Regions from separate parts of the Homo sapiens genome. Here region 1 is linked to region 2. The links are chromatin contacts, found by Hi-C in ENCODE. All regions are on one chromosome and are shown on one strand. The core of a region is the stretch at or near the end of the contact, and the rest is flanking DNA. Distances in the headings are between cores, read along the strand shown. Region 1 holds the start of EPHA5 (EPH receptor A5). Region 2 overlaps EPHA5 (EPH receptor A5).

Region 1 (5,138 bases), core at 1,946-4,445, 160 kb after region 2:
GATCTAGGATACTAGGTGGAAAGATGGAAAACTGCTCAGCTGAGATAGGATGAATTAGATAATGACATAGATATTTACACAATTTTATTTCCAATTAAGTATAATAGTGACATATTACAAAATGTGCCCCAAACAGCAGGCTTTTTTCAGAGCACCAGGTGGTAAGGTACATCTCATTTTTGATTAGATCCCCAAGCCCCATCTCCGTGTAGTCCAAGTTTTGCTGTGTGACGGACTAGATGAGGTAAGACAATACAATCTGTGGGTGTTAAATCTGTAACAACAGCCAGGCTGTGTTCCACAAGATTCCAGCTCTGCCTTCAACACCTTAGGAGACCGGCGCTATTTCTCCTTCCTTCTCTTTCCTTCTGCCTCTTCCTCCCTGCACAGTCTTGGCTCTTGTTCCCATTCAGTGTCACTCTCCCTGAGAATTGAATTCTTCCAATTTTCTAACCAAGAGCGACTCCCTTTCATCTCCACCTAAGTTCTCCCCTTCCATCACACCTGGAGAGAGGACTTGAAATCTAACGGAAACACGAAAGGATGAATGATATTACTGTTAAACCTCTTCAAATTCAAACGAGGATGCCCCTTTCGGTGGAATAAGACAGTTAATAAAAGAGCCTCCTCCAAAGCTGTTATAATCCTCCAGACGTCTAACAGAATGAATTTAACATAAGGTGTTAATAAAAGGTCTACGACTCTCAAAAACATTTTTTCAACTTTATCAGAAAGGGAAAATACCCAATTGTTTGGCTTAAGCATGAGAGATAGCTATATATATGTATATAGATAAATGCAGATAAATACACATAAGCCTTTAATTAGCGTTTAAAAAATAAACTTAGAGGTTAAAGAGAAAGTTCATGGGATGAGGGCAGGGGAGCCTCTATCTGCCCTGCTTTCACACCCTTCCTTTAGAGCTGGCATTGCTGGGATATCAGCTCAGCGCCTTCTCCTACAGCGGAGACTGAACCCATGCAAGTCACGAGGACACACACGACTCCACCACTGCTGCTTCATCTTTCCGGTCTAGTGTCCCGTGCCCAGGAGTGGAAGGAATTTCTGCAAGGTTTTGAGCCTCACGCGTCGCATCCACAGCCCCAAACCGAAACCTCACCATTCTAGCCAAAGTGGGTAGGTTTTTCTATGTTTTCATGGTGGAGCTGACAGATCTGGATCTGAGATACTGTTCCCGCCCCTCCGCGAGTAATGCGCCCTTGGGCTGAGACCCGAGCTCAGTCCGGGTGTGGGAGAGGAGCAAGCGCTGCTGGAGGGGACCCAAAGGCAGAGGTCTCAGGTCCAAGAGGCAGGCGGACAGAGGGGCTGAGCACTGTTCCGGGAGCACGAAGAGCGACACAGGTGTTGCTCCCGCGCCAGCTCTACTCTCCCAGAAAAAGGCAGGGACAGTATTCTGGGTCTGGAGCACAGGATTGGGGGTAGGGAGGGGGACTGGGTACTCCTGGATCAGGTGCTGGCCAGAGCAGGTCTTTTCCGTCTTTAAGACATGCCCAGGTGGGTTTTAGCGGCAACTTCCTAGCAGCGACACTCCCCCTCACCCCTCCTGCCGCGGCATCCCACCTTCTCGCCTTCTTCCACCTTGGCTTGAGTGTGACAATGAACTCCCCCAAGAAGAAGGGCACCCAACTGTGTGGGGCGCCTTCTGTCCTTCGCTATACCCCTCCCACGAGAAATAAAAGCTCCTGCCACCCACCCCAGAATAGCAGCTGGTGATGCCCTAAATAACAGCTCCCAGCAGGCACTTTCCCCAAAAATAAAAGCATCCAGCCACCCCCACAACGTTTCCCATCACTGGCCTCAAATAACGGTTTCTAAAAGCCCCACTGCTCCAGAGATCCTTGTCACTGAGCTTCCAACAGTTCCCACTCCTTCAAGCCCGAAATGTCACTTCCCCACGCGCCTTAAGTGAGGCCCAGCCGCACCCATCCCCCTGGAACGGGCCTCCATTCCCCAAAGGAGGCCTCGACCTCCTTTCCCCCAAGGTTTTCCACCTTCCCAGCCCCCCAACCAGCCTCTGTCCACACGCATGTTCCTTGCCCAGCACTCCGCAGCTAACGTCAAACAATGCAACCAAAAACCGCAGAGGGGAGCGAAAAGGCCAGTGGAAGGGGACGACAAATACCAATTTGAGATGAGACTGCGATTTAGTCTGCAGCAGCAGCGTCCAGCGCGCTGAGACCTGAACTCCCAGGCCCCGCCTAGCCCCTCCGCCCCAGGTCGCCACGGTCCCCACCCCCATCTCCCTACCTTCGTTGCTGGGGCTGGCCAGGAGGGTCCGGAGTGCGGCGCACAGGAGAAGGCACGTCCAGAGGGGAGCCCGTCGAGGTGCAGAGTAGCAGCCGGCCAGGGACGCTGGGGTGATGGGGGTGTCGCCGCCGCCGCTTGGGGGCCGCCGGCGTCCCGCACCCCGGGGCCCCGAGCCCCGCATCTTCTCCGAGCCTCCTCCGGTGCCGCTGTCCCGAGCGGCTCAGTCCACCGCTTCGGCCTCGCAGAGCGGCGAAGGGAGACTCGGGAGTCCTCCTTGTCCCCCCTTGGGGTCCTACGCCTTCTGGCACGCGGCTCCTCCAAATGTAGGAACCACGGATCCGGCTGAGACAGCTGAAGTTTGCTTCTGGCTCCTCTCGCCTCCCCCTTTGGTGGGGTTAAATGAAATATTAGTTCTGGTTGCTAGTGCAGATCTGGACTCGGATCAAGGGTGTCGAGAGGGTCCTGGGTCCTGTTCCTTTGCCTTTCAAAAAGACTTTTTACGGATTGAGAATTTTTAAATACCACTAGGGGAAAGGTGAAGGTTCTTTGCAGCCTTCAGTGTTGAAATGGACGAAGGTAAGGAAGGCAAATCATTTTAAGACGAAATCTCCGATTTTTTAAAAAAGGAGGAAAAAAGCAGGGTGGCTAAGGATAAAGAAAGAGGACTTGAGAAAATGTGGAGAATGAAAAACAGGAGAGCAGCGAGCAAAAGCAAAGATCCAGAGTTCAAAGAGACTGGCAGAAGGAAATAGCTGCGGGCTGAGTGCTGAAGAGGGGAGGGACTGACGGCTGCCGGCCGGTAGGAGCGCGGAGCTGCGCTGCGGCGGCCCAGGAGCTGCTGCGGTTCCCGCTGCTCGGGGAGCAGGCGGTGTGTGCGCGGCTGCGAAGTCGAGGTTGAAACTGCACCGCCAAGGCGCGCTCCTGCTGTGTCTGGAGCTCCGGCGTCTCCTCTGCCTCCCAGCTCAGCGCCTCCCACCCTCCTTCCCTCCTCCTCTTCCCAGCTCCCCCGCCCTCTGCTGCTCGCAGCCTCGCCAGTGAGAATCTACTGTAAGTGTGAGTTGCTTCGACGAAGTCACACACCCACGGAGGGAAGTAATCTGGAGGCTGCCTTGGTGAGTGTTGCCTAGCGGTCTCCGGGAAAGGCGCGTCTTCCTCCCGGGATAATTAGGGCAAGGAATCCTGACGACGCTGGCGAGGACTGGGGTTCCCGGGAGGCGGAAGGGAGATCAGCCCCAGCTCAGCCGGCGGCCCTTAGAGACGCGGGTCCCTCCGTTTGGCATCTTGCCTGCTGTCCCTCACAGGCTGTGGCATCAACAACCTTGTCGTCACATCGCCGCGCATTCGCAGGCTCTGCTGGTCCGTGGCTAGTTTCTTAAACACCCATACCGCTTACCGCTGCTGACTCTTTCTGTTCTTCCCATACTTTGATGGCTGGAATAGGATAATTACTCAATGTTTTCTTCAGAAGTAAATTGTAGAGTAAATAAAGAGGCGGTAGCTCTGTTTGAGATTTCAAGGAGTCAAAGAATTTGACTATTGAGATTTGTAGTGTGCCAGGTACTTTCATAGGTGGCGATTTAATTCATTTATTTCATTGATAAAATGTTTTAGTATTTTAGAAATTGGACGATATGCAGATACACGACATACATTCCAGTGAAATTAGCCTCGGTCAAATAAATTCAGGGTTTTGAAAAATTAATTATTTTAATTGATTGTGCCCTATAGCATTGGGAGATTTACAAACAGTGAAAAAAAAAACAGTTAAAACAATCAACTTTCTATGCTTCACCTCTATTATGTCTTTTCTTGCTTTAGTATATTCCCTCGATTTATTCATTCTTTCAAAGAGATACATTTGAAGGACAATTTTAGTACACAGGCATTTAAAAACAAAAGGCTGCAGAGAAAGCACTTACAGAAAGGTCTGATTATAGAAGAAAGATATCTCATTTAATTTCATGTATAGTAACCACTGTAAAGCTTGGGCTTCCGTTCACACCTAATAAAGGTGAGTCAGCTCACCAGTTTTGACATATCTAGAGCCTTGTTTGTCTCCACAATAAATTCCTCACTATCTTTAGCTGGTGACATTTGTTTTTTGTTTAAATATTTGCAATAAAGATGAAAGAATAAAGCAGCAGTGATGCAATTTTGTAAAGAGGTGAAAGCTCATCTTTGATTTCTTTTTTTCCTGAAATGTTTTGGCACCAGAAGTCTGAAAGCAGGTTCTTTTTATTATAATGTGCTCCGAATGGATGAAGCAAATTTAGAGGAAGAGCAGTGAATCAGTTTCTCAGTTTGGCAAAAAGCCTCACGGGTGAGATGGAAAGTTAAAATTTATGTTTCTATTTGAGGACCATTCAAAATGTAAGCTCCCCTCTCCCCTACAATTATAATTGAGTTACTTAAAAATATTTAAGCAGAATACCAACTACGATATCTAAAGCCCAGAAATATGTAGTAAAACTAATATGAGTTTAATGGGGCTTTGAGCTCGTTCCTTTACTTCTACAGGCTTCAGTATCCTCATCAGTAAAATGAGGAATTTGGAGAAGACAATCTTCAAGCCTTCTTCCCTTCCGTTGGTTGCATGTCTATGTGACTACCCTGTTCATCTATCTCCAATTATTTACTATTGGCCACAAAATAACCAAATTTTTCAGCCTAGAATTTAAAGCCTTCTACTACAAATGGTTTAAATATATTTTTTATTCTATACTACAATGTTAAACTCATTTTTCCCCTAAATTACCTCATGCCTCTCTGATTTTTCTACCTGTCATTCCATTCTAAAGAAATCCCACCTCTGGAAATATTTATCCGCCCCCCACCTCACCCCACCACAACACACACACACACACACACAC
Region 2 (5,447 bases), core at 1,683-4,182:
CAACTTAAATTCTTCATAAAAACAAGAAGCATCCACTGTCAAATGAGTTTAATAAATCCAGTTTCTTGTGAATTTGTACTTTAGAAAAGCAGAAAATTGAATTAAATTAAATTAAATGACTTTTAAATTTTAAGTGATAAAGCTTCTAGCACCTTATTTTACCATGCCTTCAATTAGAGAAAGCATAAAGCCAAAAATGTCAAGGGATGGTTTCTTCACAAAATATTGAGAAAATGCACTCTCACGTTAAGTTTTTAGAGCACCTAAATTTAGCTCCGTGCCTTGCAAATTTTTCAACATATTTTCATGGGTTAATTGGCAAGCCCGAATTTATACCTCTTTTCCATCTTCTCAAGCAAAACTAGCATTTGTAATTATTTTTTAAGTTTAGGGAAAAGCCAGAAAACTATGTTTTTGAGAGTGATTTAACCAAGGGAATTTTTTTGTGAACTTTTCCTTTTATTTATTTATTTTCTTTTATTCTACTTTAAGTTTTAGGGTACATGTGCACAACGTGCAGGTTTGTTACATATGTATACATGTGCCATGTTGGTGTGCTACACCCATTGACTCGTCATTTAACATTAGGTATATCTCCGAATGCTATCCCTCCCTGCTCTGCCCACCCCATAACAGGCCCCAGTGTGTGATGCTCCCCTTCCTGTGTCCATGTGTTGTCATTGTACAATTCCCACCTATGAGTGAGAACATGTGGTGCTTGGTCTTTTGTCCTTGCAATAGTTTGCTGAGAATGATGGTTTCCAGCTTCATCCATTCCCTACAAAGGACATGAACTCATCCTTTTTTATGGCTGCATAGTATTCCATGGTGTATATGTGCCACATTTTCTTAATCCAGTCTATCATTGTTGGACATTTGGGTTGGTTCCCAGTCTTTGCTGTTGTGAATAGTGCCACAATAAACATACGTGTGCATGTGTCTTTATTGCAGAATGATTTATAATCCTTTGGGTATATACCCAGTAATGGGATGGCTGGGTCAAATGGTATTTCTAGTTCTAGATCCCTGAGGAATCGCCACACTGTCTTCCACAATGGTTGAAGCAGTTTACAGTCCCACCAACAGTGTAAAAGTGTTCCTATTTCTCCGCATCCTCTCCAGCACCTGTTGTTTCCTGACTTTTTAATGATCGCCATTCTAACTGATGTGAGATGGTATCTCATTGTGGTTTTGATTTGCATTTCTCTGATGGCCAGTGATGATAAGCATTTTGTCATGTGTCTTTTGGCTGCATAAATGTCTTCTTTTGGCTGCATAAATGTCTTCTTTTGAGAAGTGTCTGTTCATATCCTTCGCCCGCTTGTTGATGGAGTTGTTTGTTTTTTTCTTGTAAATTTGTTTGAGTTCATTGTCGATTCTGGATATTAGCCCTTTGTCAGATGAGTAGATGCAAAAATTTTCTCCCATTCTGTAGGTTGCCTGTTCACTCTGTCTGCTGTGCAGAAGCTCTTTAGTTTAATTAGATCCCATTTGTCAATTTTGGCTTTTGTTGCCATTGCTTTTGGTGTTTGGTGTTTTAGACATGAAGTCCTTGCCCATGCCTATGTCCTGAACGGTATTGCCTAGGTTTTCTTCTAGGGTTTCTATGGTTTTAGGTCTAACATTTAAGTCTTTAATCCATCTTGAATTAATTTTTTTATAAGGTGTAAGGAAGGGATCCAGTTTCAGCTTTCTGCATATGGCTAGTCAGTTTTCCCAGCACCATTTATTAAATAGGGAATCCTTTCCCCATTGCTTGGTTTTGTCAGGTTTGTCAAAGGTCAGATAGTTGTAGATATGTGGCATTATTTCTGAGGGCTCTGTTCTGTTCCATTGGTCTATATCTCTGTTTTGGTACCAGTACCATGCTGTTTTGGTTACTGTAGCCTTGTAGTATAGTTTGAAGTCAGGTAGTGTGATGCCTCCAGCTTTGTTCTTTTGGCTTAGGATTGTCTTGGCAATGCAGGCTCTTTTTTGGTTCCATATGAACTTTAAAGTAGTTTTTTCCAATTCTGTGAAGAAAGCCATTGGTAGCTTAATGGGGATGGCATTGAATCTATAAATTACCTTGGGCAGTATGGCCATTTTCACGATATTGATGCTTCCTACCCATGAGCATGGAATGTTCTTCCATTTGTTTGTAACCTCTTTTATTTCATTGAGCAGTGGTTTGTAGTTCTCCTTGAAGAGGTCCTTCACATCCCTTGTAAGTTGGATTCCTAGGTATTTTATTATCCTTGAAGCAATTGTGAATGGGAGTTCACTCATGATTTTCCTCCCTATTTGTCTGTTATTCGTGTATAAGAATGCTTGTGATTTATGCACATTGATTTTGTATCCTGAGACTGCTGAAGTTGCTTATCAGCTTAAGGAGATTTTGGCTGAGATGATGGGGTTTTATAGATATACAATCGGGAATGTTTTTAAAAAGAGAAATCTGTGGATGAATGGTATCTCACTTGAAACCATGACAAAAATATTAGTATTTGCTTATGATAATACAACATATATTATTTTCTCTAAATTAATAGATACCCAAATTCCCCACTCATAGTTTTTTCTCAATATAGGCAAGCATAATTTTTGTGTACAAGTTGATTCAATATCATGACCCTTAGGCTCTTTTACTTTGTTTCATATAAATATGATGAAAAATATGAACTAAATACTCATGAAATAACCTTATTTCAGCTTTTAGTTTTTCCTTAGTACATGGGCTTTTGTGAGCAATATTTGTGTTAACATGAATGTTTATTGCCTTGATAGGTAGGGTGCACAGTTTAAATATAAGCTGGATGATTTATTCTGTAATTGAAAGAAAAGCTTAATGGCCTGTGTATTTGATTTGAAGTATACATTATTTTAGACTCAAGTAGTGAGATCTGCTTTGATTAATTCATGTCTATACGGTCATAAAATAAGTCCAGCTATGAATCATTGAGTGAGTATGTTGTGGTTAACGCAATAAAACTTCCATTTAGGGACAAAAGCAACCAACACATTGTTATAAAAGGATATGCAAGGTCTTGGCCTTGATTGCTAAGATAGAAGTAATGTTTTCAGTCATGAATATCTCTCCTTGTACTATTGGGCATTGTATCATAGTTCATTAACTCAGAAGAAAATCCTATGTATCTGACAAATTATATTCCCTTTCATAAAATAAAAAAGTACAATTAACTATGTGCTATTTTGGAATAAAGAATAAAACCATTACATGTAGTATAAAAAGCATTCACGATTACATTCTTTCCTTTAAAATCAAGCAACAATTACAACAAAAAGAAACTTATTCCCCAGTTAAGTTAGATAATCATTGCCCAGGTTGTGTATAATTTAATCAAAACATTGACAATGCAGTTTTTTTTAAAAGCATAGATAGCTAGATATAGATAAAGGTTTTCACACTGTAATTTGACTTAAAAACAAAAAGAAGTGTTAAAAAAAACTATCCCTGATTGTGAGAAAGTCTTCTTGGAGTAGCATATCTGTATCTATGAATATAAATATAGTACAGGAAATATAGAGAACGCATTGGGCATACAGTTGCTTTAAACTACTTTTCTTCAAACTGTATGCTGAGAATTAAAATGAATCAAGCCATTTTGCAAATGTTCAGTGCAAATCTATAAAATATTCCTCTTTTGAATTGAAAATCTTTAAATTAGCAAAACCAACTGGCTAATGAAGTTCATTTGGTAAAAGCAGTCATTGATTTGCCATTAATTTTCAGTGTGCAAGTGTCCTACTGGGTCTTAAATTAAACAATTTCAGGTGTCAACATTTAGAGACATACTTCTTTACTTACAGAATAGAAAATTCACGCTCAAAATAACTTGGCAAAGACTGTCCTTTAACAACATATCTTATTTCTAAAAGTTTCAACCAGGTAAACTCTCAAATATATTTCATAGTATTATATATTATTTATCTACATTTAGTTAACTGTTCGACCTGTTTGATACAATTATTACTACAGAAATATTCAATCCCTCCCAGAGTCTATATTTGTGTCCTAGCTATCTGGGGATATCAATTTCAAAACCCGAATGGGTCTTGGCTTTTTTGCAGAAGCCAGAGAGGGAAGAAAAAGGAAGCCAGGAAAACAATAACTCTAAAAGACTGATTATAGGGATGGTTAGAAAACAGTGTCCTGATTTTGTAAGATGAGAACTTAAACTTTACGGTTATATCTTAACCCATATTAGACTATATTGTAAAGCATATTCCTTTTCCATTGTTATTTTATGATTACTAATCTGCCACTATTTATCAGAACATTCACACTTTTGCGACCCTATGACAAAGCAGTAATACCAGTAGCCACATTAATAAAGCAAACTAACATTTATTCAGCATGTTCACTAGGGTCATTCAGTGAGTAAAATTCTACACTGATTCAGATCATTTCATTAGCATAATCAGATCATTTCATTAGCATAATCATCAGATGAAGTGAATAGTAAATTTCGATTTTATAAGTACAATGCTAGACAATATGCCTAAATTCTTAAAAGCACTAAGTGAAAAATCTGAGAGTTCAGGACAGGTGGATCTGGTAACACAGCTAAGCCTTCTTACAAATGTTCTAACCATTGTGGACGACATTTCAAGTCTATTCTATGCAATTTCAGATGATACATACTTCTTTTTTTTTTTTTTTTTTTCGAGATGGAGTTTCACTCTTGTTGCCCAGGTTGGAGTGCAATGGCGAGATCTCCCCCCACTGCAACCTCTGCCTCCCGAGTTCAAGTGATTCTCCTGCCTCAGCCTCCCGAGTAGCTGGTATTACAGGCATATGCCACTACGTCTGGCTAATTTTGTGTTTTTTTTTTTTTTTTAGTAGAGACAGGGTTTCTTCATTTTGGTCAGGCTGGTCTCGAACTCCCAACCTCAGGTGATCAGCCCACCTCGGCCTCCCAAAGTGCTGGGATTACAGGCATGAGCCACTACGCTCGGTGGATACATACTTCTGTTAGCAAGACTTTAATTTACTAGTTTTTCTTAATTACTATATTCTCCATATGCCTGTTCCTAGCTCTTCCAGTCCATGTAATCACACAGTATCTTCTCTTTTGGTTGTGAACTTTGAGGTCACATAGACTTGAATTCAGTGTTAATAAGTTTACACTGTTTCTATATGACCCTTGACATTTCCTTATCATAAAATAGCACCTCTTTTGTGGAATTTCTGAAAGGTTTTAATCAGAATGTGTATGTGTGTGAGTATAACTGCTGGCAGCAGAAACTAAGCACTCAATAGCCGTTTTAAAACATTAGGATGGTTACTATGATTGATTTGGCAATGGTCATTGAGTTTTAGCTGCCTTGGTGTCTGTCCACTTCAATCCAAAATTGATATCTCACAATCACTGTAGAACTGAAAATAACTGTTGAGGCACTGGCATGTGCCTGACATAGTCCACAAACATGCTAGACTTGTATAT

What was found. A loop is a pair of places that touch in the nucleus more often than their neighbours do. Pooled maps may share reads with other maps.
Region 1: a map of endothelial cell of umbilical vein shows a loop between it and region 2 (6-fold over the local background). The contact joins the promoter of EPHA5 here to the enhancer-like site in region 2. A Hi-C loop is called at or near these places in 3 of 168 maps with a recorded cell type or tissue (MCF 10A, PC-3 and endothelial cell of umbilical vein) and 1 of 50 pooled maps.

What each region holds. Positions count from the first base shown.
Region 1 is chr4:65,667,294-65,672,431 of GRCh38, forward strand. EPHA5 (EPH receptor A5) reads right to left here and starts at 3,196. Exons shown (of 17, transcript NM_001281766.3): 1 at 2,269-3,196. The coding sequence starts at 2,449. It overlaps EPHA5-AS1 (EPHA5 antisense RNA 1), which reads left to right and starts at 2,668. Exons shown (of 4, transcript NR_034138.1): 1 at 2,668-3,380; 2 at 4,483-4,588. RefSeq lists an enhancer at 814-1,345.
Region 2 is chr4:65,505,384-65,510,830 of GRCh38, forward strand. The region is part of intron 3 of EPHA5 (EPH receptor A5); the gene reads right to left. Among named protein-coding and RNA genes, the nearest start is that of EPHA5-AS1, 160 kb to the right of the region's middle. Within about 2 kb of position 2,933, at least 2 of the 41 ENCODE cell types and tissues checked have a DNase peak (open chromatin) inside an H3K27ac peak, as active enhancers do; they include endothelial cell of umbilical vein, where a contact is called at or near this core.